Linked DNA regions of Homo sapiens: all the other regions are linked to region 1. A link is a loop called in an ENCODE intact Hi-C map of the cell type or tissue named here. Cell type or tissue: mammary epithelial cell. All regions are shown on one strand. Each heading gives the region's core, and the rest is flanking DNA. Links, peaks and the distances in the headings are about the cores only.

The links. Hi-C counts contacts between places; a loop is a spot of excess contacts. Peaks named below come from ENCODE experiments on the same cell type or tissue, not always from the same donor. Only the 100,000 strongest peaks of a DNase experiment are listed, where the experiment ranks them.
Region 2: a loop joins it to region 1, with 9 times the contacts of the local background. A loop is called at or near these places in 3 of 110 quality-filtered maps.
Region 3: a loop joins it to region 1, with 4 times the contacts of the local background. A loop is called at or near these places in 3 of 110 quality-filtered maps.

The regions. Positions count from the first base shown.
Region 1 is chrX:138,851,968-138,862,756 of GRCh38, forward strand. It overlaps a transcript of FGF13 not described here. Among named protein-coding and RNA genes, the nearest start is that of FGF13-AS1, 150 kb to the left of the region's middle. In mammary epithelial cell, for the core only: no CTCF peak of the experiment used is centred there; DNase peaks (open chromatin) are centred at 5,034 and 6,694; H3K27ac peaks cover 475 bases.
Region 2 is chrX:139,072,785-139,083,573 of GRCh38, forward strand. It overlaps a transcript of FGF13 not described here. Among named protein-coding and RNA genes, the nearest start is that of FGF13-AS1, 370 kb to the left of the region's middle. In mammary epithelial cell, for the core only: no CTCF peak of the experiment used is centred there; DNase peaks (open chromatin) are centred at 5,007 and 5,147; H3K27ac peaks cover 380 bases.
Region 3 is chrX:138,920,349-138,931,137 of GRCh38, forward strand. It overlaps a transcript of FGF13 not described here. Among named protein-coding and RNA genes, the nearest start is that of FGF13-AS1, 210 kb to the left of the region's middle. RefSeq lists an enhancer at 5,166-5,310 and a cis regulatory region at 5,233-5,243. In mammary epithelial cell, for the core only: no CTCF peak of the experiment used is centred there; a DNase peak (open chromatin) is centred at 5,183.

The DNA.
Region 1 (10,789 bases), core at 3,727-8,726:
ATTGCTACAAAGAGAATAAAATACCTAGGAATACAGCTAACAAGGGAAGTGAAACACCTCTTCAAGGGAACTATAAACCACTGCTCAAAATAAATCAGAGGACACAAACCAATGGAAAAACATTCCATGCTCATGGATAGAAAAAATAAATATGTTTAAAATGGCCATACTGCCCAAAGTAATTTATAGATTCAATGCTATTCCTGTTAAACTACCATTTACATTATTCACAGAATTAGAAAAAAACAATTTTACAATTCATATGAGACCAAAAAGAGCCTGCATAGCCAAGACAATCCTAAGCAAAAAGAACAAAGCTGGAGGCATCACACTACCTGACTTCAAAGTATACTGTAACGGTACAGCATGGTACTGGTACAAAAGCAGACACATACAACAATGGAACAGAATAGAGAACTCAGAAATAAGACCGCACACCTACAACCATCTGATCTTTGACAAACTTGACAAAAACAAGGAGTTGGGAAAGGATTCCCTACTTAATAAATGGTGCTGGGTGAACTGGCTAGCCATATGCAGAAAATTGGAACTGGACCTCTTCCTTGTACCTTATACAAAACTTAATTCAAGATGGATTAAAGACTTAAATATAAAACCCAAAACTACAAAAACCCTAGAAGAAAATCTAGGCAATGCCATTCAGGACATAGGCATGGGCAAAGATTCCATAATGAAAACATCAAAAGCAATTGCAACAAAAGCAAAAATTGACAAATGGGATTTAATTAAACTAAAGAGCTTCTGCACAGCAAAAGAAACTATCATCAGAGTGAACAAACAGCCTATAAAATGGGAGAAAATGTTTGCAATCTGTCTATCTGGCAAAGGTCTAATATCCAGAGCCTAAAAGGAACTTAAACAAATTTACAAGGGAAAAACTAAACAACCCCATTAAAAAGTGGGCAAAGGACATGAACAGACACTTCTCAAAAGAAGACATTCATGCAGCCAACAAACACATTAGAAAAAAAAAAGCTCATTATCACTGATAATTAAAGAAATGCAAACCAAGGCCCCATGCTTTTCTAACAGAATAGGAATGTCCCCTCAATTATTCTAAAGGAGACAGACATGGAACCTAGTTATGTCTTTCCTGAAAGTCAAGATATTTTCAGCTGACAAGCATCAGAGGTTATTACCCAACTCTAGCTTAGTGACAAAATGATTTAATAACCATAGTTTAGTTTTATTCAACTATTAATTCAAATTAATGCTGACACATTTTTCTCGAAAGGAAAATTAGCATTAAGATGAGGAAGGCACAACAGGAAAACAACAATGTTGAAAAAACATGAAGATGAAAAACATTTCCCTCAGCATGTTCCTCAGCATTCCTCTGACTTCTTCCTCTCCCATCATTAAGGTAAGACTGATATTCATGGTGATGTATGCTCTTTCTGGAATAACCCAACGCATTATCAGAGTAACAGACATGGTAGTTACAAATATACCCCCTTACCATTTAGCATGTAATTTTGCTTTCTCTTGGTTGGTGGAAGCTGCCATACTTTATCATCAATCTCCAGCACAGATTCTCTTCTCCAACCAAAGCCGCAATGGTTGGATGGCTCTCTGAATAAAAAGGTTACGAATGCCCTAAGGAAGACAGAATGTGTGTGTGTGTGCGTGTGCGTGTGTGTGTGTGTGTGTGTGTGTGTGTGTAATCACATGAAAACAGGACTATAGCAAAGAGCTCAAATGCCTGATAAAAAGATGGTGACAAATCACCAAGCTCTGTAGTACTTTCCTATGTTGCATTAATTTCTTCACATTTACTATCGTAATCAGAATTTTAAACCCTAAAAGCAAACACTGGGAATCCATGATTTATTTTTCCCTGTAGATTTCCAACACTATCTACTTGCAAGCATATTTATCTTGGTGTGATTCTCTTTAACAATCTTCGAACATCAGTAAAAGTCCAAGGAGTGGCATTTAGGAAATGACAACTATGCTAATATTAGATTGGCTTCCAGGAGTTACTCTAAATTAGTGATTTCATTTTGGCACAAATGCCATAGGAAGATAAAGTGAACAAAAGAATAAAGCTATGAAGCTTATACTTTCTTTTGCCAAAAGGCTCCTGGAGCGGTAAGAAAAAGATTTTGGTAATGATCTCCACTCTCCATGTGGCTTTCTTTTAACAAAGAACATTGCTGGTACTGGGCCAAATTAGACTCTCAGATACTTGTGTGCACTTCTTCAGCCAAATTCCAGCACTCACATAATATTATATCATAAGTGGTTTTTATAGAAATAATCATGTCACTGAAAATCGCAAATGTTTGGAACAGATTAAAAATTTTTTTGGAATTGGATATTCATAAATAGAAACCTGGTATTGGCAAAGTGTAATTTGGCCTTCGTGTATCCTGAAAAGCCAGTGAGATATTTCAGTCCCTTTGTGTATTATTTTATATGGATTCTGAGGGCCCTGGACGTAAGACAAAAATATCTATAAAAAGATGGGTGACTATAAACAATGTTAAATTATCTGTAGCAAATCTTAAGAGGTCATAAACTATGAAAACAGCCCAGCCCTTATAAACCACTGCCAAACAAAAGAAACAGCAAGACTTTATCTATACTAATTAAAAAAGAGTTGGGTAATTTTTATCAATTTAGTAATTCCAACTGTATCACAATACACATAAACCTGTTTAATTAATCATTTCTAAAGCTTACGCAATTCAAACATTTATTTCCCCAAAAGGCTTAAAAATTTTTTTTTAATTTTTCATTTGGGGGTTTTAACATTGCATAAAAAAATAATCTCATTAGAAGAGGTTATACTAGCATACGGGCATTGCATAGATCAAACAATGTATGGTTTAACCACCCTGTCCATTGCCTTCACCTGCTGTAGAATTGGTGAGCATCCACAGCCAAGGTCAATTAAGGTCTCATGTTTTGGCACGGAGGCCATGACAGGGAGTATCTCTTCAAAATGTTTCACGTAACAATAAAATGTTTCAAGGTATAGACATAGTTTAAATGCAAAACACTATCCATTTGTTAAAAAAAAAAAAAGAGGTCTTTTATTTCTACTAATTATAACAAAATGTCACAACAACCTTAAGAGGGAACCGAACACTATAACTTACGGCAATTAAAAAACAGTCCTGCAAAAATCTTCCAGGTTGCCAGAATGACCAGTGAACCCTTCCAAACCCATAGTTACTTCGCCTCCTGGAAATGATGAGCTTCGATATCCTACATGAAGTAAGCATGTTAAGTTCTTGGCAATGTTTCCTTATTTATCCAAGATCAGCTCCACAGCATGTTTTCTTTCGCCCCCATCTAAAGCCTTCTGGATCCTGTTAACTTGTGTAGAGATCAAGTGTTTTCATTTTAAGGTCTGAGTTCATCATTAGATTCTGGGATCTTGTTTGAGGGGGTACAGTAAGATTGCAAATAGTATTTAAATGTCATCCCAGAAAACCTCTGACTTTAATACTAGTTACAAATCATTCATAAGAATAAAGACAGAAATATTAGCTTTGATATCGTGGCAGGAGGACCTGGAAGGAGGGCAAGACTGAGGAAAATCTCCAATCTGAAAGAAGACAATGCCCATCATCACAGTACACAAGTGAAAGGATGGCAGCCCCATTAAACACAATGGCAACAGCTCAATATGTGGATTAAATGACAGATCAAAAACTACCTAACTTTGCAGAAGAGAGTCTAACTGCTACCTATTCTCTTAAGAATTCTCTATATCTGAAAATATTCATAACAGTATTTACAATACACTCCAGATGGTACTTGAAAATAACAGATTCTGTCAAAATTATATGTAATAATAAAAGGAATGGGGTCTTAACTGTTTTTTAAAATCTGAAATATTGTTAAAAATATTTTAATTATGTAACTGATTGCTTGAGCGAATTTAACCAGCTGCTTCTTAACTGGCTTATTTTTCTTAACGAAACCAAATTTTGATTTTTAGGCTGATTTGCAAGTACAAAAACTGTGTGTGTGTGTGTGTGTGTGTGTGTGTGTTTATAATTTTTAGAGTAAAGAAAGCAGAAAATATTGGAATGTAGTATATATAGTAAAGTAATTGTCACTGGTTAAAATTTTTTTGTTTCATTAAAGTACAAAATAAAGTTAGTTATCTTCTCCACTAAACAACCAAATGATTGCTTTTACTCACTGTAAAAGTTCACCATTTATACCTCCAGATGAATATATGTGGAAGTCGGTGGTCACACTCAACGTGAATAGTTTAGACACCAAAAGTATGGGTAGAATATAAATATGAGTGCTCTATTCTATGGCTGAATTAAACACAGATACATGTAGGCTTCTCATTTTCTGCCAATGATTGTCTTAAACTCTATTTGGAAAGAAGAAAAGGGGAAACTTTGAGTTGTGAAGTTTTGCTTCCAAAACTACGGACTAGAGTGCATTTGGAGAAATTTATTTACTCACCGAATTTTAACCCACATGCCAGTCTCTCCCATATCAGAAAGACAATTATCATAAGGATTCCCATAATGATGCAAAAGGGCAACTTGAAATAGAAACAAGGTCGCTTTTAGAAATTATACAAAAACCACTAATGCAAAAGTATACACCAACTGCCAAAGAACAGGTGAATTTTGTCACTTCCAAATGTTATTCATTGGTAAACTGCCTCAGTGATATTTAATGTGAGGGGAAAATGGGCTGTTTAACAAGTATTAGCATTTACATTATAATTCTCAGAAGTTATTTTGGAAGCTGGAATGTAAACAGATGGCAATAAATTTACCACATTTTATTTGTAATGTGAAAAATATTTCTCTTTGATAGATGCAAAAATGTTGGAAACAATGAATAAATACCATTTCTGGCCAGATGAAATACTTTGAAGATATATTTGTGATATGGATTGCAATGAGTACCTTATTAACCTCAGTTTAAGTAACAGCAAGTAGAGTTGTCCAAACCTGTACTTGAGCTGAAAAGAAAAAACAAACTACTCATAGTTTCCTTGAGGCATGCATTTTACCATGGCAAAGTGCAACGGGGCGTGCATTATACAGGTAATCTGGGCCTGCTTCAGCAAACTAAGTAGATCATGAGCATTCTTCAAGTGCAATGCAAAAGCTTTATGGAGTGAAGGAGAGTTGAAAATTTTTGAAACAATCTTCTCATTATTTCATTTTAGAAGTTTCATTCCTCAGCTGACTGCTGCTTCAGGAATGCAAGGTGATGGGAACAGAATTGGCCAGATGTTGGCTACAGAAGCAAGCAACTTTGCCAGCCCAAATGGGGCAGTAAAATGACAGCAACTGAAAATGTTTCAGCTGTGAAAAGCAGGGTGACGCTGTGCGCTGTGCCAGAGATGACCATATTATACAGCGTCCCATCTGAGACTGTATAACACTTTCACCAGCCAGCCAGGGGGCCTCCTAGCTATGGCAGGGCCTGAACAACACACAGCACACCAGAGGGCAATGCACAATCCAAAAGAAAGAGAAAGAAAGAAGAATGAGAGAAAACAAGCAAAACACGCGTCTGTCGTGCACAAACCTTCCGGCTCTGTGTTCTCTTTGTGGTGTACTTGCTTCAGCGGGCAGCAGAAGATTTCGTGACACTTAGCACGAAAGGGGGACTCTTTTTTCTTTAATTCCGCAGATTGGATGGAATCTTGTCGTAACATAATGTATTCCTGTGTGCCAGGGGGGGCGTCATCCAGAACTGTGGTCACCACATAACAAAATGAACTCAAGTTAGAGCCTCAGAAAAGCAGCGAATGTCTTAAATCAAATATACTCCCAGGGAAGACTAAAGAAACAACAGCCCTAAGAAAAGTTTCAAAGAAAAACATCTAATAGCTTGGCGATTTTATTTTAATGGGCTTAGTTTAAAATACTAAAGCCGTGGAAATAGCTACTCGACTATATATACCTCTGTTGCTAGTACAATGAAAACAGTGTTAAATCATACCCAAAGTGCAAAAACGTATTTTAATATGGATGCTCATGTTGTATCTAAATAAACACCATGTAGAACTTATAGGTTTCAGATTGAGTACAATATAAGTATTCATAGGTTAAACTGGCTAATATCCACCAATTATCAGTAAATTTGCTTCTGTTTCTTTTCTTGGTCTGCTCCTGGTGAGGGCCTTACTTCCAAGCAGTATACACGGAGACAGACAGAAGAATCAGTCACTGCTCTTTACTCTTTTGATTTCCAAAGAGAACTGAAGCTGTTGCAAACATTCTTCAGATGTTCAAAACCCCTTAATGAAGACAAGAGATTCCAGCTGAGAGCCTACGAAACAACGCTTGGTCAAAGGACTACCTTGTTGGATTGTAAAAGAGCCAGGCCTGGTTTAATAATTTTGGCCTTAGGTATACACCAGGATCCTCTCAGTCCACATTTTTCTTTCTAGGCTCTTTATATGCTTCCTAAGTGTATCACTAGTGTTTTTGTATCACTATTATTTTTATTCCCTGCAAAAGCAAGATATTTGCCTTTATAGGGTTCACTGCTACATTCTCTATTCTGAAAACCTTCCATGAAAATAGGTGCAAATTTGATCTGCATTTTCAGAAACAGGGAACTGACCCCAGCATGAATTGTTTTCTTTCACACCCTTCCCAATGAGGCCATTCCATTTCACCAGAAGTGAGTCAGTGCCTCCAAAGCTTTGATTAATGACGAGCTGACTCATTCTACTACCCGAAATGCATACACTTAACACGCATGTAGGAGGACTGATACTACTAGCAAATTTCTTGTGGGGTGAATAATGCCGTGGTGTTTGTAAAAAAAAAAATAAATAAATAAACAAATGGTGGCTGAATTTAGATGGGATATGAAGCTTCTGTGTTGGGTAAAACATTCCTAGCTCATTGGCTGGGATCTTAAGGGGCTTTAAGAATTTCCTTTCATGTCAAGGAAAAAATAGTATAAAAACCAACATAACTTTTAAATTAGTATTATGAGTTTAGAACAAGTTCTTAATAGATTGACTCTATGAGGGATTGTTGTCTTCCTTTATAACTCATTAAATTATGCAAGATGGTGATGCTGATATTTTAGTCAGTTCTCTATTTCCCTCTAGCATTCAGCAGCAGCAATCAAAAATATTACATAGACACACCACGATAGCTTTTTCCGTAGAGAGTTCCCTTCATCTACTAGGAATGCGACTATAACTTCTTAGAATCTCGTTGTTGAATGCACATCTTTGCTAGCAACAGCTGCTATTCAAAACATTTGTAACCATTTCCTGCCATGAGCAGATAGTTATGATAATATAGACACTCATCAAATTCCAGCATCACAGCTGAAGACAAATTCTAGTTTTACCATCCAAAATATTTAAATAAAACTCCCCAAATTGGAACTCTTTAAAAAAAGAAGCACCCATGATTATATGGAAACTGAGAAATTCCATTTTCACCCACTGCTGTATAGAAAACATATTATAAGACTGAAGGACAATTGGAGGATAAAAGAGAAAAAATGACTTTTTGACAATGCATAAGGAATTTGTTATTCAGAAGTACGTGACAGATAACAGTAAACTGTCTTCCATTTTCATTGCTCAGTACCAACAATGATGTCACAAATTGACATTTCTGGAGATTAATAGTGGACTGAAGCTAATAGCCTTTGGCTGACTCTCCAGCCATCAGCTTTTCCCAGCTGGTCATTAATTCCCAGAAAATGCCTTGTACTGGCATCATTATTGTTTAATTAGATACGACTGGTTATCTGTAACACACAACAAAATTCTAGTGAAAGCTACATGCTGACTGATACAAGTGCTAACCCCAAAATTCATCATGATGGGAAAAACATGAAGGTCATAAAAGTGCAGGATAATTGCTTTCCACAAAATTTTCCCTGTCTTTTGTTCTTTCTTCAAATTGAATTTAGCAAGTGCAAAAGGTGCCAAGATGAGAGTGTTCAAGGAGTCATCAGAACAGTAACCATAGGCACAGAACATTTCCTCGGAAATCGTGAACATCTGGGAGTTAATGGGTCAGCTTTGGGTCTCAGGCTGTCTCTCCTCAATACCTCAAATGTCAGTCAATTCAAGCAAAACAGAAAAAAAAAGAGTAGTCAACCAACAGTAGCTTGATGTTATGTTGGCAAAAGAGCTAGAAACACTGATTTTTTTAAACCAGAAGTGGCACTGTATAGGCAACACATTACGCTGGCTTATAAAATCTCTTTAATTTGAGATATTTTGGATGGAAAATTAAAACTGTTATATCAAATGCACTTATTCCCAGGGCTCCCTCAAGTAGGATGGTGGCTGTATGTGCAGTTGACAGCAGAAAGAATGAAAGATGACTTCCCACAGGACTCCAGCAGTAAGATAGGTGGGTAGCTTTGTTCTGATTCCCTAAGAAAGTGATGAGGATGCAATGCGTCCATGGGGTACCAGCTTTATGAAGGGAAAAGGAGACCTGCAAAGAATCCAGCCCATTAAGATAGGAAAAGGGAATGGGTTTCTTTTTTCCCTGGCTTAATGCAATGTTTTCTGCCATTTTACCCAATCTGGTACATTCCCTTCTTGCACATGACCTCTATCCTCTGACAACCACTCTTGCCACTGTTCATCTGAACCATTTGTCCACCTTTCATTCAGTGACTCCTGCTGCCCTACCCAAAAATAGATTTATCCAGTCTTGGAGGTGGACAAAAAATTCCAGTGATTAGGTAGACATTAGATTTATACAAAGCTTCCTCCGATTTCAGAAATTCAACTTGACTCTTCAAGACAGATAAGGTGGTAAAAGTGGCTCCTGGTTTATTTCTGGATCTGGAAGCCCCATGCTTTTTGAAAGGCTGCTGAGCCCCATGAGAATAGCTGCCAAAGAACAGGCCTTTGGGGGGAAATTTTGCCCATATAGGCAGTGCCCCCAGCCTCGAAAACACAGCCCTCCCATTCAGGACTCCGAAGTCTCACAGGAGTAGTGCAGAGTAGGAGGACACAAGTGCACATGTGCAAATCCACACATCCACAGACACACAGACACTGACAGGTGGCATACTCAGACACAGAGGTGATAAGAATAAGTGACTTTAGTGGTGGGATGATGGTTATAAGCAACTTTTATAAAAGAGCTAGTTCCCATTGCAAATGTTTTTCCATTGACTAACCATCAGGTGGGCAAGCTTGCATCTAGGTTTGGTTTCTCAGCAGCAGCAGTGCTGTTCTGCCATTGTCAAGGTTAAGGACACAGTCAGGGAGCAGTCATGGTAAGAGGAGAGAGTTTAACAGAGTCTAAGCCTGCTGACCTGGCCTAACGTACTCATGTTCACAGAAATACAGTATTCCCATTTCAAACTAGAGGTAAAGAAAGAACCAATCTTATAGTAAACCTTAATCTCTGATAGAATAAAAAAATTCCAATGCAATGTATCCTTTAAATATATTTGAAGCTAAATAAGTTAATCATTTATCTTTCCTATATTTAGAATGTTTTGGTTTACTCTATAAAAGTTGTATCAATAGACATAACATTGGCCTCAGAAAACAGCTACCTAAATATTTAGTACGTGACAAACACTATGATGAAATCCTCTATGTCATTTCAAACAAAATTTCTTTAGAGATAATTTAATGCCACTCCTTTGTTTTAAAACATAAGGAAAATAAAACTCAGGAGGGGAAGCAACTTCTTAAAAGTCACATAGTAAGTTATTGAAAAAGCCTATCATGTAGCCAGGATTCCAGTGTGTTTGTCAACAAGTCTAAAGTAAGACAGCTTTTGTCGGGTGTGGTGGCTCACGCCTGTAATCTCAGCATTTTGGGAGGCCAAGGCAGGTGGATCACCTGAGGTCATGAGTTCGAGACTAGACTGGCCAACATGGCAAAACCCTATCTCTACTAAAAATACAAAAATTAGCCAGGCATGGTGGCACACGCCTGTAATCCCAGCTACTCGGGAGGCTGAGACAGGAGAATTGCTCGAACCCAGGAGGCGAAGGTTGCAGTGAGCCAAGATGGCACCACTACACACCAACCTGGGCGACAGAGTGAGACGCCATCTCAAAAAAATTAAATAAATAAATAAAGTAAGACAACTTTGTAAAAGCATCAATATATTAGATAGCTATTGGGTTCTTCAGTATTTTTTACTTTTCAAGACTACCCCTGTCTCCAAAAAACTTTTTCCCTTATTCAAAGACAGAAAAGCAACCAGAGACAGCCTAGGAAACTGTTTTGACAATGCCACAGAGGCATCTGCCCCCTCAGCAGGCCACTGTAATTCGCAAGGTTTGCTGGCTTCAAGCTGGAAGCAGTTAACAAGCCCTCAATTATTTGATGATGATGCTGTTTGCCTTTAAATTAACTCTTCCGAAAGATAACAGAACATAATTAATGATACATGATTTTAAATCAAAGCAAATCTGAGATCACCAAGGCCACAGCAATGTAGACAGCAATGGGACTACCAATCAAAATTATTAGACACATATTAGTGACTCCAACAATAAAATACTTAAAAAATCTATGAAACAGAAAATATGGCAAAACATACAGATTATCAGACATCCTTACCTAATCAGAAAGAGAGAAAAAAAAATGGGGTAATTAGAGCAATGACTCTTCCATGTCACTGAGCACCTGTCATGCTGAAAAGTGCATTCAACCACAGGATGTGTTAGCTCAAGACCTCCATTTTTCCTCCCAGCTAACCATCTACTTATCTCTATATAAGATTTAAGCTTTACTGCCACCATGGACACTATGAAGTTAGCAGGTTTAAATGTGCATGAGTAACTTAAGTAAATAATTCACTGA
Region 2 (10,789 bases), core at 2,416-7,415, 220 kb after region 1:
CTGTTATCTATTTGAATATTGACTTTCAAGATTTTCTTGATTCTTTCCTTCTGGAACATTTCTTAGATTTATACTGGGCCTCCTCATTCTACTTCCATGTCCTTGAACCTCTTTTGTATCTTTTTATGTTTCTGTGTTGCATTTTGCGTGATTTCTTCAAATATTATTTTGACCTTCCCTTTTAAAATTTCAATCATCATTTTTTTCTAGAAGTTATATTTATTTCTTTTCAAATCTACCTGTCATCGTATACTTTCTCTCATTAGCATTTCTAATCCTTCCTTTATCTAGTTAATCGTCTCAACGTTTCATTGTATTGTTTTATTTTTTCTAGTTTGGAGCTGTTTTTCCCCCCCCCCTTTTCTGTGTCTCACATTGCTCCCTCCATTTCCCCATGGGGTTTGTAATTTGAGTTTTCTATACTTTTCTCTACAAAACTCACGAACACTTGGCTTAGGCTTCCCAGTACAGTGCAAAGAGCATATCTTTTGAAATCAGATAGAGCAGGGAATGACTTTGGACAAGTCGCTTAAGCTTCACAACTAAGGAAACCCCAGTTTTCTCAGTTGTGAGTAAGGGATAATAATAAAAATAATAATATCATAAGAGCTGTTATGAAGCCCAAAGGATAAAATGAGGTTAAAGTAGGTGGTGTACAGAAGATTTTAATAAACATTAGCCTTTGAATCACCCCTATTTCACTCACTCTTTTCCCTTTCTTAAGGTGTTAAGGTAATTATATCTCTCTTTCTTGTGTTACAGATCCCTGGTTTCTAACTTTAGCCTTCCTATTAGACAAAAGGATTCTTGCTTAGTCAAGTGGGATAAGGAAGTGATTGGACAGCCCCATGACTACCTTCTTTGAAGATATCTAGCCCAAGCCCTTGCCCAGAGAACATGTACCACAACACGTATCAATCAAATGGAACTGAACCATTTGAAAGACATAGGCATCTAATTTCAGTGTTTTTCTCCTCTCCACTGGGAATGTTATTTGGATACCCAGAATAGAAATCTTCACTCACAGAGCTACTAGTTTCCTATCACAATTGGACACCGTGCAAAATTATTACAGGGTTTAGTGTGATGAGCTGGCAAGAAATGTTTGCCAAGTTTCAAAGTTGTATGGAAAGATGTTATAGCCCTGAAAGGCACTTTCTTTTTAATTCTGTTTGGAAGTGTTTGTAACTCTCAGAACAAAATGTAGTCCTTGGGCTGTCTTTTCTCAGATAGCTGGCGCTAAATTTCTCTTTCCTGTTACCAGTTTCCTAAATAAGTGTATCTGTATTTAATTACTGCTGAATGCTGGGGAGTCTTCTATTGGTCCTTTTGTTCAGTACTTTAGGATGAGAGGAATAACATGTGTGGTGGCATGTCAGTGTTCTTTTATTCATTTGAAAGCCAATTTTTATTACAAAAATGTATAACTCATCCAGACCAGCAGCCTAAAGGAAGTAATTTAATACAATTCTGAATAAATTCTAAAGACTCCAAGCTAGTTCTATGTTTCATTCATAAATCAAGTGTGGACATAAAACTTTTTTTTGAATAGTTAACACGTATAAGGGAGGTTATGCGCAGCAGATAATCTGAGAGGCAAAACCCAGTGTATTCATTAGATATGTTAGGCCAAACCTGAAAGAAAATAAGCTTAATTAGGCTCAGAGAGGTGAAGCTACTTGTTCAAGGTCACACAATCCATTCATTTTTCTCCTTGATTCTACCTTAGTCCAAGAAACCATCATACCTTGTCCAGACTGCTGCTAACAGCTGCCTAAATAGTCACCATGCCTTCAGTGTGGTGTCTACTTTAATCCATTGTCCACCTTACACTTCCAGAAACATCTATTTAAAACACCATCTTCCATAAAACCTGCCAATGGCTTCCCATTGTCCTTACACTAATGTTCAAGTGCTTTACCATGGACAGGTAGACCTGGAAGTCTCCGCCCCCTTCTCAACTCCTCAGCCTCAGCTTTCTCCACTTTTATGTGCTGTGCTCCAGACATGCTGGCTTTCATGCAGTGCATTAGAACATACTGTATTCTCTTGTTATGCCTTAGGAATCTTAAGCCTGCTCTTCCTTCCTTCAGGAATTTTCCCTTCACATACCCTTGTCTAAATAACTCTTCATTTTTCATATTCCTTGTTTATACCTCAACTCGAGTTTCACTGTCTCAGAATGTGAAGCTCCATCAGTGAAGTTCGCTGATGCCCCAGACTAGATCAGGTCTCTCGTGACATGTACTTTTTCCTCATAGCACCTACCATGTTTGTAATATAGTAAGTTCAATAGCTATTTGGTGAACATATGAATAACTTGATTAACAACTCACTTCCTGACTAGGTATTAAGCTACAAAATGATCGTTAGTTAAGTAGTAGTCCAGGATTTGAACCCAGGGATTCATCCCCGCCCTATTCTCTCCCATTACCCAGACTCTATCTTCCCATTCTGCTTTTCTCCACTCCTCTGTTCCTTTGTCCCCAACTTGTCTGGCCAGTGGTCTCCTCACAACAGGCACTACCCGATCCCACTGGTGGCTCAGTGGGGACTATTCTCAGTTTCATCTAAACACACATTGGCAACTGATCTTTGTCCAGGGAGAGCTTTCCTCATACACAGAAGAGGCAATTACCTGCTAATGCTTAAAATGTCACCATCAGGATATTGTTCCATCCAATAAGAATGGCTGTCTCCATATATCCCTCTCAAAATCCTTATAAGCCTATTGTGGGAAAGGTAACACTTGCCTTGTCCACACCTCAGAGTCAACATTTTTATGAGTCCATTCTCTTCACCTGGCTCAGAGTGGGCTTAGGCACAGATGAAAGAAGGAACTGAAATAAAAAGAAATGGAGGAGAAAAAGAAGGCTCTCAACTTGTCCACAGGCTAAACCTGCCTCTCTTTTCCCGTCTATTTTCCCATTTGCCATTAGTGCAGAATGGGTATTTTAATTTTTAAACCTGTATATTATCTGTACATTAATTTGTCCATACCAAACCAATAGCAAATTGTGTGTATGTGTGTCTGTGTATGTGTATTTCTTTTTTTTTTTTTTTTTTTTTGAGACGGAGTCTCGCTCTGTCGCCCAGGCCGGACTGCGGACTGCAGTGGCGCAATCTCGGCTCACTGCAAGCTCCGCTTCCCGGGTTCACGCCATTCTCCTGCCTCAGCCTCCCGAGTAGCTGGGACTACAGGCGCCCGCCACCGCGCCCGGCTAATTTTTTGTATTTCTTAAAGTACCTTCATTTATATAGCTTGAATCTATAACAATCATTCAACTCACCCACATGTAAAACTGCTCTCTGATGATTATACTGGTTCCCTTTTCTGGCCATTTAGAGCCTCCATGCATGACGATAGCCTTCCCCACATTTAAAGTTCCCCATTAGCAAGAACATCATATAAATGGTTTCTCTGATCACCTAACACTGAAGTACTCTGTAGGCCATTAGTGCATTCTGGTTTAAAAAAACTCAAAAAGTGTAAAATGGGAATTTGTGATTTGAATGTGCTCTAATTATCACATGGTCAAATAAAATCCATGCAATCACTGGAGTAAATACACTGGTATGGAAGTGCAATTTGCACTTATTTGGATACTTACTTACTTTCAAGAGTATCTGGTTTTCGCATTCACCAGATCTAAAAAGGTAAAAAAAACAAACACACACACACACAAAACAGGGAACCATAGCACCTTCTGCATGTATAGAGATTAATTTGCTTTAAAGCAATCAACATTAGTGGGTGGTGTCTTTTTAATTTTAATGAGCTGATATTTTCTCTTCTGTCATTTCATTGACCAGTGAAATAAGAATACTAAATAGAAATCTGAAAAAATGCAACGCTATACTACCATAATGTTTCTGAGTTATAATAATGCACACAACTAAACACTGGAAAACTGAAAAAAAAATCGCTCAACTGAGGCTGGAATCTGGCTATCACCTTGACGTTGGGAAAGAAGGAAAGTTTCATTTTTTCTCAGTGCCTTACCTTATGATTCTCTGATCTTTTGGTAGCTCTATTAGGGAACCCAATATCTTGAGGGCCATTTGGCCCATGCACAAATTATGTATCTGAGGTTTGCCCAGAAGTATAAGAGGAGGTATTTCAGTCTATCTCCCACTACACTACGGTCCAGGGAGAAACCAGCACCTAGTACAGGTGTGTTTATTTGATGACAAAGAAAAGAAAGAATGTTCTCTTCAGATTTGAAGAGGTGGGTTTTGGGGAACCGCAGGGCTGTTTGTCCTGTATCACTGCACCTGCACTGTTTTGGGGATCAATTCAGTGTTCTGCAAAAGAATGGGACAGTGTGATGCTGAATGGCACTTAGGGCACAGCTTCCGTTCAAGTGCATTGATTCAGTATTGATGTCACTGCTTTCTAGTAAACTCCACTTGCCATCAGACCCCTTGGTAGCATTCAATAAATGCCAGTTAAGCTTTAATAAAATGTATCGCTATTTGAAAAGCCAATGGAAGATAACTAAAATAAAGATTACCAGTGAAGTGTTTGTTATTGATTAGTTTCTAAGACAATTCTGTTTGGAGAAGCTTAGGTTTGTTTGAAATAAAATTCGCCTTTGAATGTCACAGGGAATTTTTGTTATACTCTATTTGCAATACTGTGCCACTTTATTACAGAGTAGAATGTGGTATTAGGCAATTTCATTCTTAGGGTTAGGGACAATGATTCATGATCTCTGGGTCCTCAGCACCTAGCACGGTGCCAGGCACAGCATAAATATCCAGTAGCTACACACATACATATATACTTTTATGAGGTGGCACCATAGCATAAAATTGGAACCAGCCCCTGAACACAGACTTGAAACAAGTGCTTCATATACTTAGCTTTTAAGAATCTTTTAAGTGTAGTGATTCTCAGTGGGGATTGACCTGCAGATAATGTGTAAACTTAAAATGCAGAAGCCTGATTGCCACATAAGAGTGAATCATAGGAAGCACTCAAATACTAAGTATATTTTTTAGTGATTACTAGTCACTTTGCATTTTCTCATTCACTCCTCCCATAACCTAATGAAAGCAGGGCTATCGTGTTACCCATTTGAAAAATGAAAAAAAAGTGATGAGGCTAGGAGAAAATAAATGATTGCCCAAGGGCACACGACTAGCAAGTGATGGAATCAGGAGTCAGACCAAAGTCCATTTGTCCTCCACTTTTCTACTGTCTTACACCTACTTGAGCTATTCAAGCAACATCTCCAGAGCCAGAGCTTAAGCTTGTGGTGGATTTTTGTTTGTTTGTTTGTTTAGTTTCCACAGTGATTCTGATTCATATGCCTACTTGAGTCAGAAATTCGGAATGATTTAAATGAGAGAGAGAGAAAGTGATGGGGAGGGAAGAAGGAAGCAAACTGCTCAGGCCATTAGCACAGTTCTCCAAATCTGAGTAAAGCTATGTGAAATAACCCATCCATGTGAATCAAGCAGAAGATACTGGGCCCTCACTTCGCTGCAAATCAAGCATGCTAACACTTCTGTTGCCAGCGGCTTGCCCTAAACAATCTGTCACCTCATAGCAGAGATGGTCCAGCCATTTATGGTACCATTGCACAGTGCTCACTAAGCCTGATAGATGGGAGTACAAGGACAATGACATGATCTACATGCTGTACTAACTTAATACAAAAGGGTAGATGCTATTTTCAGTTAACATTGCTGATTTTCCCCCACTGAATTTGTTAAGACTTTGAAAAATATTCTAAACTTCAGTGCTATTGCACAATCAAGAAGCAACTACTGTCCCAGTTCCATAACAAATGCAGATCAAATACATTTGAATTGGAAAAGTAAATTTAATTTGCAGGTTTCTGTCTACATCCTCTGCTTCTATTTTCTTTGATAAGATTAGTGAACAAAGTTCAGAGGACTTTTTCAGTTCAAACGTTCTCTCATAATGGCAAATCAATCTGCTCAGGCAAACAGAACATCAAAACGCTAACAATAAGGAACTATCATTGGAAGCTGATCCGATTTACACATAAATATACCCGCTAACGTTTAAATGAAACTTTACAGAGGAACAAAATTGGTGAAAGAATCTTTTTAGTCTTTTAAAGCAGCTACTACAATAATAACTGCAGAAGTATGCACAAATCGTGCCAACTCTAATCAATCTTGTGTATTTCTTCTGCACTGCTACAAAATACATTTCATAGAAGAGTAAAGCAAGTTCACAGCAGGCAAAATGTAGTAGCTGAATTCAAGCATAGCTAATTTGCTGCTTAGGACAGATGTGATCTACAGAATTCACCAATCCATCCTCATCAGCTCTGACATGGAGCACCGATTCGCAGCGTGTGTTGCTTCTGTGGATTTTATGTTGATGAAATAGGCCTCCTGGATCTAGATGGATATAGGAGATGATGACAGCATGTGAGCAGAAAGCATACCCTATTTTACAGGCTGGCATTAAGTATGATAAGAAGGCAATTTGTCACGCCAAGCCTGATGAAGTGGGAGCCAGGAGCAGGTCTCAGACAAAGGTGAGAGCTTATAGAGAGGGCAGGGGCAAGAGACGGGATCACAATATGGAGAACAAGACAGTTGCCTAATATCCATGGATCAAGAAAAAACAGAAGATAAAACTAGGTCTGAGAGATGAAGGAAGAAGAGGAATGGCCCCAAAGGCTTTGTCTTCAGAATATATATTATGAGCCCAGAACACAAGTCTCTGGAACAGCTTTGCAGGACAAACACCATCCTCCCTCTAGCTTCTTTCAGAATCCCTATATGAGCACAAAAATGATGAAGAATTTGGGGCTGAACTTCACCCACACCTTTGCCCCAACTAGCAACTAACACAATCACTTAGCAAAGAGACTGGACATTGGGACAGTTCTACTGAAGGGATAGGGAGATGGACAAGTGTACCAACTTTAACATGTAAAGTCTTTGGCACTGAAAGGCAATGCAGGAGTGGTTAAGAGTGTGGACTATGGAATCATAATGTTCTGGGTTCAAAATCTAATTTTGAATGTTGTTAGTCATACACTGGATAAATTACCTAACCTTATCTGAAAATGGGAGTAATGGTTCTGAATTCTTATGACTGTCATGAGGATTAAATAAATTACTGAATCAAATGAAGGCACTTAGTGAAGTGCCTTCTTCATGGTAAGTACTCAGCAAATGTTAGTTGCTTCTATCAACATCACCGTCATCATCACCATCATCATCATCATCATCATCATCAAATGATCAGGTTTTTACATTGACCAAAATAGAGAAAATATTACCACACACACACACACACACGCACACACACAAAGTAGAACCACAGTGAGTTTTTCCCCAAAATACATGTTATAAAGTTTCTTAATATTAAATATTCTACAAGGCCCCCATGCCCTGCCAAGAAATCTTTCATCCTCACTACACTACTAAAAATACTCTAACCAAGATCACCAACCTCCTTGCTGTGACATTTAGGCAAAAATTTTTATTCTTCCATGCCAATCTCTCTTGGTAACATACATGTGCTTCTTCTGGGACTGTGTCATTTCCTCACTCTCTCTTCCATACCTGTTTGTAACAAGTGGAACATACTCCACATTCAATACTTGTGTAGAAGTATTATCTGTCATGTTATAAAATAAGAGAAGGCACAAAAAGGTAAGGAGGAGACATTAATGAGGCTGAAGAAGATGAATCCAAGAAGAGGTTTGTATACATCCTCAATTCCCAGGCTCCTGTCTTCCTCTGTCACGTATCTTTGGCAAAACCCAAATTTGAGTTAAGTCCAACCCTTTGATGACTTCATGCCTGCTCCCAAGCAGCTTATTTTGGCTAGAAAAACACACAACCATGCTGTCTGTTCTCATTTAAACTGAAGGCCTCATACCCCAAGTGTGGGCCATCGGTGCTGTCTGCCATCTATTCTCTTGGATAGTTATTTCATAATTTCCCTTTTTTAATTATCCTTCCCTCTTCCTTTGTCTCAACTGATGTCCAAGCTTCTGATTTCAGTGAGGAAATAGAAGCAATTAGAAAAGACATTCTACATCCTCCCACTACCACATTTACCCAGCATCTGTACAATACAGTCTCCCATCCTTTCTTAATTATTCAAAGACTTTGCCCCTGTAATTACTCCCTCTCATGTCTATACCACTGCATCATCCTCATCACATTACAATAACTCCCATCTTTAAAAAATATAAACCTATTCCTTGACTACGCATTCTCCCTCCTCCAGCCACCACCTTATCCTTCCCTTCCACTTTAGAAAACAACTCTTTGAAAAAGTTGTCCATCCATGCTTACTGCTCCAATTCGTTTCCTCCCATTCTCTTTTGAAATGCCCCCCACGCCCTGCCAAGCAATCTTTCATCCCCACTACACTACTAAAAATACTCTAACCAAGATCACCAACCTCCCTGTTGTGATATCTAGGAGAAAATTTTTACCTTTATATTGTACAACTCTCTGCAGCATTCATAGAGTTGATTACTCCTTCACCCCTGAAATATTTTCTTGGTTTCTAGGATATCTCACTCTCTTAATTTTATATCTATACCCATCAGCCACTCCTTCTCATCTCTATGTTGGCTTCTTCTTAACACCTGACCTTTTAATGTTAGAGTAACCCAAAACAGAATGCTCAGACTTTATCACTTTTCCATCTACACTTCGTTATGATCTCATCCAGTCTCATATCTCTATGGATGGCTTCCAGATTTATATTCTCCATCCCAGTCTTTCCCTTGTACTCCAATCCTGTATATCCAATTACCTATTTGCCACCTGCATCTGCATTCTAATTTGCATCTCACTCTTTACTCATCTGAAACTGAAGTCTTGATTTTTTCCTGCAAACCCTCTCGCTTTGCAGTTTTCTCCAACTCAGTAAGTAACGCCACTGAGTGTGCTCAGACCAGAAACCTTGGAGCCATTCTTAATTCCTCTCTCTCTCTCTCTCTTATGTGTTGCACTAAATCCTTTCATCTCTATTTTCAAATGATGTAACTAATCTGACTACTTTTCATCACCTCTACTATGACTACACTACTTCAAGACACCATCATCTTTTGCCTAGATTTCTATAATAATCTCCAAATTTGCTCCTAGGACACTACCCTTGCTCTGTGACTGACTGTTGTCCACACAACAACTACAGTGATCATTTTCAAATTGAAGTCAGGTTACATCAATCTCCTGCTCAAAAGTTTCCAGTGGTTTCTTTCTGCCTTTGAAATAATACCCAGATTGCTTCCCCCGATCTTTAAGGTCCTGTATGATCTGATCTCTGGTTATTCCTCTGACCTCATTCCCTACCACTCTACTCCATGCCTTCACACCGCACTCTAGCTGTGCTGATCTCTGTTTCTCTTCTAGCACAACAAGCACACTTCAGATTGACAGCCACTGCATTTAGCCTTTCCTCTGTCTAGAGTGCTGTTCCCTCAGATATCCGCATGGCTGGCTCCACTTCTCTCAGTTCTCTCCTCAAATGTCCCCTCTTCAGAAAGGCCTTTCCTAACCATTCTATCTAAAGACCAACCATAATTATCCCTTCTCTTTCCCCATCTGCAGTGAGTTTATTAATGCCTCCCTCCACCCAAACTTCATGTCCACGTAGAACATCAGAATGTGATCTTATTTAGAAAATAGAGGGTCTTTTCAGAGGTAATCAAATTAAATGAGGTCATGCTGCATTAAAGTGGGCTCTATATCCAATGACTGGAGTCCTTGTAAGACGAGAGGAGGACGTACAGGCACACACAGAGAAGCCCATGTGAAGACAGAGACAGGGATTAGAGTGATGCAGACAAAAGTGAAAAAACATAAAGGATTACCAGTAACTACCAGAATCTAGGAAAAGTCAAGAAAGGATTCCTGAGAGCTTTGAGAGGGAAGATGGCCCTAATGATGCCTTGATTTCAGATTTCTAATCTCCAGTACCATGAACGAAAAAATTTCCATTATTTTAAGCCATCCAATTTGTGGTAATTTGTTATGGCCATCCTAGGAAATTACTACACCTGTTTCATTTTTCTTCATAGCATTATGGCATTATGGCAATTACATGATAATATAATATAGGTCTATTTGTTTACTGTCTGTCTCCCTCACTAGAATATAAATGTTTGAGGATAATGCTGTATCATGGAGATAAAAGCAGTGCTGGGCACTTATTAGGCACTCAATGAATGTCACCTGAGTGAATGAAAAAATGAACAAGGAAAGAAAAACATGAATTTCTCACTATGTGTGAAATTCTGTTTTGCATGCTTATAGTGCTCGCTTTCTGTCTCCCTCCCTCTCTCTCTCCTCCCCCTCTTACCTTTTGGAGAGAAATCTAATGCCCCAGGAGTCTAGGTTCTTAAAAGTTGATGTTCCCTTTCCCTGCTTTCCCTTTCTTTTTCTCCTCCTCCTATTTCATTTTATTTTTCTCCCGTCTCATATTCATAACATCTCTGGTATGTACCATGTATGCTATCCAATTAACAAGCTATTATTACATCCATTATCTCATTTGACTCTTCATGTATCGTGCCCCAGTGCTCAGAAACTGGGCTTCCATGTGAGTGATGATGCCTTAGATAGAACCTGGTCTTGACTAAAGAGTGCCGATGAGTGAGGCCTTTCCAACAGAGAAGTGCCAGCCAGGAAATATGGGAAGTATGCTTGTCAAGCAAAGCTTGATTTAAGACCTGGATCCAATGACAGGAAAGCTTCTTGACTTCCTTCCTTTTTTGCCACTGAGTCTGAGATTATGCCAGAGAATGTGGTAACCCTCAAACACCTATAG
Region 3 (10,789 bases), core at 3,076-8,075, 68 kb after region 1:
TTGATTAAAATAATGAACATAACTCACCTGGCATATACTATGAATGGAATAATGACTGGTATGAATTTATGATAATGATGATGATAAAGGTTGTTCCTTCCTATACAGCATCAGCTGAAATTAATTTGACATGGTCCCACAAGACAAGCTGAAGATTATTCAAGTTAACCTATGGAGGCTTTTTCTTAAATGAGAACAAGTCTACCTTTGGTGGTTTTCTTCACTTTAGCAACATCAAATCATATCATCCTTTAGATAATTTCATATAATACCATGAAATGCTATCACACAGAAGGTAAATGGGGATAACTGATGTGCTATCAACTCTGCCACAGAGTTGTATTACTAGTGTTCAATGTTGTAATGATAGAGAAAGGACTGGACGAGCGAGGTGAGAGTAACTGCTGGGAAATATGGTCCAAGTGCTCCTGGTCTTCTCTACTGTCTACCTTATCTCTGTAGATAAAGGTTTCAACAGTTCTTGGCAAGTCTCTATGAACTCGGCCAACTATGCACAAAAGAACTGGTATCAATTTTAATGTAGTTAATATATTATGTAAGCAGTTTAGCCTAGTTCTCTTAAGAGCATGGATTTTAGGTTTAGCTGACCACTAGCTCTGCCACTTACTTCATGTATACCCTCAGACAAATTACATGGCCTCTCTAAGCCTTTACTTTCTTATCTATAAAAATACAAATGATAAAACCTACTTCAGAGGGCCATTATCAGCATTAAATAAAATAATCTATGTAAAAGTCTCAGTCTGGTGCCAGGTACATAGTTAGCACTCAAAAATTAGCTAATATTTACCTACCAAACCACTAAGTATTACTTACATCAAAAGCAATCTCTACTGAGCATGACATTTTTTTCACAAAAGTTCCTAGAGGGAATTAAGAGGTCATAGAAAACGAATTGGGTTAGAACATTCATGCACTCATCACTACCACCATGCAGAAGTTGTGCAATGTGAACTCCAAAGTGTGTAAAGGCTTCATTTCACTGTGTGAATTCAGGTGGTAAATACTACGGATATTTTTCAGGTTATTTGCATATTTATTATTTCTTTTAATAGTATTAATTCTTACTCCAATGTAGCCCTGACCGTGTTACTGACAATGTTGATTGAATAGGTATTATAAGAAATGCTACCAAGTTCCTTAGTGTGAGTCCTACATGTACCCTTTCCTGTCACTATTACTTCCAACTTTCGTGGTATTTCTGACTTCCAGCTGTAAAGAGCCCATGAAACTATGGTTTCTCTACTTGTCCTTTTTGCCTCAGCCTAAGAAACATATCTTGTGATTTACAAGAAGACAGTCAATATTATGGGGCAGCTTGATTGCTATCCTGCACAGAGGCGTGAGAACAGACTTGACTGCATTTCAAGGACCTTTGAATCTAACCTTGTAATTCTACTTGTTGTGATGTATTTTTTTCCACAAGAGATATCTGAGTGTGTGATACACTAGTTCTGCACTGTGCTAGGCACTGCAGGGAGATCCAAAAATTATGAGGTAGAACCCATGCTTCAGAAAAGATGAAAATTAACTGAGGAGACAGAACTCGCAAACATAAAACAATCAGAAGAATAGGCTAATCATGTTCTCCTTATGGAACTCAAAAAAAAAAAAAAAAACAACAAAACAACAACAACAAAAAAAACGACCTCTCTATCATTGTTTTTCATCTTAAGTCTGTAGCTTAAGGTGTCAATAGCTGATTTTGCTACTGGCTATGCTCCAAATAAATCTCTCTAAGAAATGACTTCCCATTTCTGAAAATGTTTCCACTGCCATATTTTCTCACACAAAAAAAATGAAACTAAATTGGGGATTTCTAACTAATATCCTGAGTGTAAGCAATGTTTTTTCTCAAAATAACATGTCCATTATCCAGATACCACACTGGCTTTCAATGGCAGAATTTGAATGTCTTCATAAATTTTCCTATTCTATAGCACAAGGCTTATATCCGAAATCAAAATGGCCCCAAGGGTGCCAATCACACTCATGGGGAAAGGTATGGTGAGTTATGTCAAGGTGGCCTGCATAGGGCTCTGCACGCCTCAATCTGTGGGGAGTCTCTCTCTACATTGACCTACTGGATGAGCTTATCCATTTCCATAGCTTTAGTCATCATCTTTAGGGGGGTGATCTAAAAATGTCCATCTTCAGGACTTAATTTGCTGCTCAGCTCTAGGCCTGCCTTCCAATTGTCCACTAGACATCATCTTCCCAAACTAGAGTTCCTCAAGAATTCCCACTTCTATCAAGAACACCACAATATTTCCAGTTGACTTCATAGACATATACTTGATTCCTGTCCTTCTCTATTTCTTCACCTCTAATCTGTCACCAAGCCCTGATGGTTTTGCTTTTAAATATCTGTATTTGCCTATTCCTCATTTCCACTGTCACTTTCGTAGTTCATGGTAGAATTTCACTTAACCCATGGTACTAGAAACATTTCTTTGTAAGATGCCCCGCTTCATCTCTAGCCTGCATCCATTCATTCTCCTTACAAAAAGCAGTCTACTTTCAACACCATAAATCCACATCAAACAGTCCATATATATTTGTTGAAATGAGATGAATTAAATTGCATTACAAAATATTCCTATATGACAGACAGTTTCCTTATTTGGAACATGTGCATATTAATGATTTAGGGATGCTATGAATGCTAGAGAATAAACACGATTTCAAGGTATTTTGCAAGCATAATGTCCCAGGACTTTGAAATAAAAATACATTTCTATCTACTATATTCACATTCTATGAAACCATCAGAATTTTTGCAGTATGATGTGCTTCATAATACCAGCTTATTAACATTGTGTGTTCATATCTATGGTGCTGCCTTTTGGAAACTGAGCAAAATTCTCAGAGTAAGGTACTCACAGTGAGATGGGTCATACTACTGGCCCATCTAGGGCAATAAGGAGGCAATCACTAAATTAAGCTCTGATGAATGTGAGAGGTTAACTTATTTCTCCAACCTAATCCATTTATTTTCAGCTCCACTAACTTACTAAAGGATCAAACGGAATATATTTAACTATATGATCAAAATATAAGGATGATTCACTGACTTTTCTAGGTTGGTAGTACAGCAATTGATTTGCTGGTACAACCCTGCAGACACCATCTTGTACAGCTACACTGCGTGAAACAGTGCCAGGCAAGCCACCCTGCATTTTCACTGAATGAATGCAGGCCTTCTTTGCTGCCCTTGTTGCCGCCCATTTGACTCCTGTCCCAAGTCAGACAATCTTGAATTCATGCATTCTCCTGAAAAGTGCACATGGCCCTTGGCTTCTTCTCCATTCCTATATGTCTCCTCCTCTTTCACAAAGATCCAGCCACATGAACCTTCTGTGGAGTTCTTAAACCAACAATCAGCTTCTTCTTTCCTGTCTCTGGGCCTCTGTGCTTGCTGTTTCCTCTACTTAGAATGCTTTTCCTCTAGATAAGCATATGTATGGCTGCTTCTCATCATCCATGTGTTAGCTCAAATGCTTATTCCTTTATTTAAAGGAGCAACCCTTACCACCACATCAGGTGCTCTTCAGCCCATTACCAAGGAAATCTCTCTCTAGTGGCATCATTATTGGTGCATTCCTGAATTGAGTAAGGCAGGAAAGGATAACCATGTTGAAACTTTGATACTAGAATGAATAACTTGTTGCAAATGGAAAGTTCCTTTTGATTTTCATGAAGCTTTATGAGGTACTGAGGAGAGGATGTATTAGTCAGTTTGCTTTTTATTGCAAATGGCAGAAACCCCACTCAAATTAGCTTTAGCAATGATGGGAATTTATTGGCTCACATATGGGATGTCCAAGGGGGTATGTTCACTTCAGGCATGCCAGGATCTTATGGTTTGAACAATATCAGCAGCACTCTGCCTTTTTTCTCCATCTCTCAGCTTTGCTTTTCTCTGTGTTGGCTCTATTGTCAGACAGGTTTTTCCCACAGTTGGAAAAGATGGCCACTAGAAGCACCAGGCTCTGGTCTGGAGACATAACCATGAATAGGAAAGATACAGTTCCTGCTCTCTTAGAGGTATGACTTGAGGAATGATGAGCTGTCTGGACATCTACCTCTTGTGACATGATACAGGAGTAAAATGGACAATAATGAAGGCAGCAAGGACATATAGATATGCAAATAATGAAATAAATAAGGTAATTTTAGATGGTGACAACCACTATTTAATATGCCTTTAGGACGTCTTGGTCACAGCTTCCCATATACTTCAATTCTAGCCAGTCTTTATAGAGCACCTATACTGTGCTTCCCTGTGTCAAGGGGTTGGGGTGCAGAATTGAGTAACTGAGTCCATAACCCTGAATGACATACAGTAGTATGCTATGCTCACTCAACTGCCACACAGTAAGCAGAATAGGAAGGAAACCGTAAGGGACATCCTAACCAAGGGACCACCCTAGTAGGTGAACTCCCAGGTGTTTGAGGTAGGGGGAAAGTTAAAAAAAAAAAAAAAAACCTGGTAAAATATTCTATGTATGAAGTGGTGAAGGGCAGAATTAAAGTCCTGGTAGTGGTAATTGAGAAGTGATCAGCCATCAATATATCAATATGCCTGGGTGAATGATGGTTTCCTGAGAGCTACAATGAATTCAAGTAGCAGCAGGTCTCAATGAAAACAGCAGGGCAGAGAGTGATAAGCTTGCTTTGAGACATGTTAGTTTGAAGAATATGTGGAAAGCAGTGATCAATATCATTTCTGTTCCCATTTGTTGAGGGACTTTATGTGCCAAGAAGTATGCTTCATATACATTGCTCCACTTAATTACACATCTATTGTCTCTCGGCAAAGCAGATGTTGGTAGCCCCACTTTTTACTTTTGGGACACTTGAAACTCTGAAAAGTTATGATACTCATGCAAGGTCACACAGCAAGTTACGCCACAGCCAACATTTGACCCCCTACCACTGTCTGACACTTTCTGCCTTACCACCCTGTGTTATCACAATGATACCTTCAAAATCGGCAACCAAAAAGATCTTACTGGCTTACCTTCCCATTAAAATCATTTCCAGTTGAAGAAAGAAGGGGATGACTCAACCCCAACAGGAAGGTTGATTTATTTTGGAAGACTTTTCACAAGACTCTTTACGGAGCTCTCTGACAGTGCTAATTTTAACCAAGTCATTGTGAAGCAACCTTGGATTCCTCTATGCAAGGCAAAGTACAAACACAAGCGTATGACTCAGCACAAAGCAGCTGTGGCTCTCCCTCCACTCCATTACCCACACCCCAAAAGGGATGAGTAACAGGTTCACTAATAAATTCAAAACTTTTTCAGAAAGCCCATCCACATCCCCCACTGCTCCAAGTTTTTAATACTGAGGCTTCAGCATCACTTCCCCAAAAGTCTACCCTGGTGAATATTCTTCCCATAATTCCCTCTTGCTCTGGTGTTGAAGGCAGAATGAGCTTCGTTGTGGGACATGTCCTACAATTGGTAAATGTTAGTATGCATCTGCTTTCTGACACCACTGATCAAAGGGAAAAGAGGGCATGGAAGAGCTCAGATGTAGTAAGAACAGCAACAGCAATGGTCATGGAAATCTGGTCTCGATTTTTGGATGAGGGCCTTTGCATAAAGAGCTCTGAGATGCTTCCCTACCTTACTGTTATTGTGAGAGAGCTGCCCAGGACCCTCTAAACTCAAAGTCTCCCCATGATTTTCTCCTATCTCTCTTGTTGATCTCACTCTCCACTGCCAAGAAATGGAGGTGAGTGGTTCCTCAGACTTTGATCTGGAGTCCACAGCCAACAGCTCAGCAGGTGAGGGGAGTTCTCCCTTGCTCTTCTGAAAAATCTGAAGATCCTCTTTAATGTTGCCTGCCAAGCACATGATGAGTTATTCATTCCACAAAAATATAATAATGCACTACTGTGTTTAAGACACTCCTTTAGGGTTCAGTGACACAGCATGACCCAAACAAAGATTCTTGCTTTCATGAAGTGGGAGAAAACAGACAGTATGCAATCAGCATAACATATAAGTAAATTATGTAGCATAATTAAAAGTATGGTATAATTTGATGAAAAAAGAAAAATGTGAGCAGAATAAGGAGAACAAGGAGTGCCAGAGTGGGAGGTAGGTTGTGGTATTAAATAGGATGATCAATGTGGGCCTCATTGACATTGTGAGCGATAAGCAAAGACTTGAATGAGATGAAGGATTTGGTCCAATAGACATCTAAGAAAAGCCCATTCCATGTTGAACAAACAACCAGTGCAAAGGCTCTAATGTAGGAGCATGCCTAGTATATTTTTAAAACAAGGGGCTGGGCACGGTGGCTCACACCTGTAATCCCAGCACTTTGGGAGGCCGAGGTGGGCACATCCCTTGAGATCAGGAGTTCAAGACCAACCTGGCCAACGTGGCAAAACCCCACTTCTACTGAAAATACAAAAATTAGTAGGGTGTGGTGTGGCGGGCTCCTGTAATCCCAGCTACTTGGGAGGCTGAGGCAGAAAGAATTGCTTGAATCCGGGAGGCAGAGGTTGTAGTGAGCTGAGATCACGCCACTGCACTCCAGCCTGGGCGACAAAGCAAGACTCAGTCTCAAGAAAGAAAAACAAAAACAAAAATACAACAACTAAGCCTATATGGCCAGAGCAGAGTAAGTGAGTCTTATTCAGTCACCTCTTAGAAAGCCAAGATGATTTATTTAGGGCCAGAGTACAAACCTTGCACCAACCGACCTAACGCATTTGAACAAACCACCCAAATGAAAGCTCTAGTACTATCTTCATAGCTCCATCGTCACTACAGAAACAGGCCAAATTCAAAAACAATGTGTTAAATGGATGAATGAAAGAATGAATAAATGAATGTAGAACTGTAACTTTTATTGTTACAACCTAATCTCCCTGCACAGTTCACACTTAGTCGGAGGCCCATCCAACTGTGCTCCATAGACCCATCCATAGACCCATCCAACTGGGCTCTAGGGTTCAACCCACTGGTTTTTACATTGAAACAATCCATGATCTACTCTGCAGTCACCTATGCTGTGCTCCATGAAATAGACCACACTTCATTTTTAACAAGTTTCTCTCCTTGGCCCCATTTGCTTATTTGAAGTTTCAATGCATTTAACAGTATCATTGTTCACTGGCCCTTCGCTTCTCAATCCCACCTCTCTACTGCATCCTCCTACACAAGCTTAAACTAATTTCTTCTTGAATTCCCCACAGACTTAGAACAAAAAAACATGTCTTCGTAATAGATCTTACCACCTTCTCCTTTGACTATGATTTATTTAACAAACTTGCATAGTGTGCCTGATATGTGCTGAACACCATTAAAGGAGAAAATGCCATGGTCTTTACCATGGAGAAGCGTTCCACCTACCAAGCTGATATAAACTACAAGCCATGCTATTACTTAGTACCAGCAAGGATGAGGTAGTCAGCCGCTACCATAGACTGGGGGTCTATATAAATTGGAACTATATAACAAGACCTTAAAATTTCACATCATTTTCCCTAATAATTTCAAGCCTTGAAAGCTGGACTAAAGAAATAAAGATGTGATCAAATATTTACATATAAAGCTATTTATCGGAATAATTATTTAGGACAATTAAATTCCCCTAAATTAGTAAATATTAAAATATATTACAGTAAAACTATATAGCTACCAGGAATATTTAATGACATGGAGAAATGTTCACTAAGACAAAATGGATACAAAACTGTATGTATAGTATTGTAATCATTTTATTTTGTATAACATACATGCATAAAACATTGAAAAAGAATACAATAAAATACCAATTTGATCTTCTTTGGATGTTTAGGGTTACATGTACTTTGTAATATGCCAAATTTGTGTGCTTTCCTGAATCCTCCAGACTGAGCAAATATTTTAATTTATATATTAAATTTTAATAAATACATAATTTATAAATTTTAAAATTAAATAATTTAAATATTTTAAAGTAAGCAATAGGCATTACACAAAAATATATATCTTATTTTTGGAAATTTTCTCCAAGAAAAAGGGCATGTATATTCTATATGTGTATTGCATTATATCTAGAGAGGTGAGAGTTAGAGATTTTTGAATCTTTTCCATTTCGGCCTTTGAGGGACACACTCCTCTTGCAGGAAGATGTTATCGCGGTGCTCTCAGAAAGAAAAAGACCCCACCCAGGGGTGCCCTCACATCCCAGGAATCTCCCAATCCCCAGAGGGCAGCATAATCCCTACAGCAAAAGAGTAATAAACAAAGTTCCTCTCAGAAAGGAATCTGCAGGAGCCTCAAACCAAATAACTATAGGCTGGGAAACAATCTTAGAAAATGCTCACTCCAGTCCCACACCTCCTCACTGATGACAAGAATTTTGTCTACAGTTTCTCTGCAACTTAGCCAGTCAGAATGTGCCTCAATATCAATGAGACATGAAGACTTCCCTTTTCCACACTTAAAATGACGTCCTAAAATATAGACCCACCATATCTTTCCAGTTTTCATTCTCACCATGCCCCTCCATGGAAAGCCTGGTTTTCAGTGATACAAGTCTCACTACTGTTTACCAAACACATGTGTTCAGGTCAGATATTAAGCCCCTGCTTGGGATTTGCTCTTTCTCTCAACAATGACTGACTGTACTTGAAATGACAATCATTTATTTCTCTTGTTCTCTTCTCAAAGTCATACAACTTGCCCAAATAGGCATCACTGATTGGATAAGAATGGACAACTGACCAAAGCTGGGTGACTTTGGCATCAGGACACAGGAATTCAAGTCAATCTCTGTTGGATCCTCAAACTAGGAAGTAGTTTTAAAGTGGAAGCTGATGTGACTACAAGTGTGTGAAAGCAGAAGAGGAAAACTCTGTGTGTGTGTGTGTGTGTGTGTGTGTGTGTCTCTCTGTGTGTGTGTGTTTAGTGTGGAGAAGAGATAAGCTTGAAGTGGTCTTTGAAGCAGCAACAAAAGTTTATATGACCCAAGATGATGAAACAAGTAATCTTGGGTTCTCAAACTTTCAGTTGTTGAATCCTACCACAAGATCTAGGGGCAGGCTGTAATCATGGACTCTTCCAATATAATCTCCTTTTTTTATTTGAGCAGTTCAAATGGGTTCTCAACTTACTTACAGAAATTTGCACATAAGTTAGCCAGTAAAAAAGAATGAAAATAATTGTGTTCATACTAAAAAGCTCCATTAAAGGCCAGATGATGCCTGGCTCATTCCTCACTCTGTCCCTAGCACTTAGCAAATAAGAGGCCCTCAACAACTATTTGCCTCACTTTGACAGCATCCTGAATCCCTGTCCCTTGTGCCTAAAATATACCCCCATTTCTACTTAGTCCAGTTCAAACTCCTCTATTTTTTCCACAGCTCCTTTGTTGGCTGCATGAGTCCACAGATAAGACATCCTTTCCCTGTATTACTCTAGAGCAACTGCAGTCCACAGCATTCACCCTGGTCCATTGTTGTGAACTGCCTTAGCTGTGTGTGTGTGTGTGTGTGTGTGTGTGTGTGTGTGTGTGTGTGTGTGCTTGATATCAAAAGATTATAAAATCTTGGAAGGAAGGGGCCACCCTTTCTCCCACTTCTCAGTATATTTCTAGTACTATCTTTGCCAGAGAAGACATTTAATAAAGATTTGCCTAAAAAGCGCAGCATGCATTCAAAATTTACTTTTTCAAAAGTCCTCAAGTCAGTCTGGCAGGAAACTGATAATTTTTAAAACCATGGACTCAAGCCAGCAGGGTATTGGTTGCCTAGCAGCAAGTGGCCTGAAAGAGTTAACAAGCCTCAAGTCTGAAAAAAATATATAACTTGTTCACATTGAGGCCAACATATTTGTTAAATTCCTAGCAAAACATGCACTGTGCTAGGGTGTCTGATTTCTTTCCACTGTGTTTATACTGTAATAAAGTAATGATTCTATTTGAAAGCTGACTGAATTCAATTAATAACTGCTGTGTTCATTTATTTAGTAAAAGCAAAGTTTAGATTGTAAGGTTTTATTTATTTTAATGTTCACATAAACAAGGCAGATAGCAAAATGCATACAGAATGGAAAATATGATCCGGTGCTTTCTGGATGGGCCAACTTTCCCCTTCAAAACAGACTCCAAATCCGGAGAAATCGCAAAAATGAAGATGTATGAACAAAAACCTAGGAGAACAGATCTGAAAGTCTTTTAATCTCTTCTATTTAAAGTCAAAAATAGTCATTTGTTCAGTGTCATTTCTCATCATGAATCTAAGACCCTATGCTGTAAAACTCTACCCGTTTTCACTTGCTGTATCACCGTCCCCATGCAGTTATATGGCGGCTTAGTAGAGATGGTAACAAATAAGCCCAGCTGCTTCTGTACTGCAGCTGTTTACCAAAAGTGCATCACAGGGGACACACACAGTTCAAACCACAACTTGACCAAATGGATTTATAATTGAAGTTGAAAAGTCAAGAGCTGTAGAGACACCCCAAACCTCCCTTGGCTGCTATGGGCTGAAGCACTTGATGTATCCCTAGCAACTTGGGTCACTGAGGTACACACGTATCCTACATTTACTAATTGATTGTCTGTAGGAAATGAAAAATGAACAGAAAGGATGGAAGAAATGAGCAGGAATACAGCTCTGAAATCAATTCTCTTCTGAAGTCTATTTCTTATGAATTATAATACATTAAAAAGGATTTTCTACCATAATCAGAATTCCAATCTTATTTGGCCCTTATGGCCAATCTTTGGGACTACTGACTCTAACTACCCAAAATGT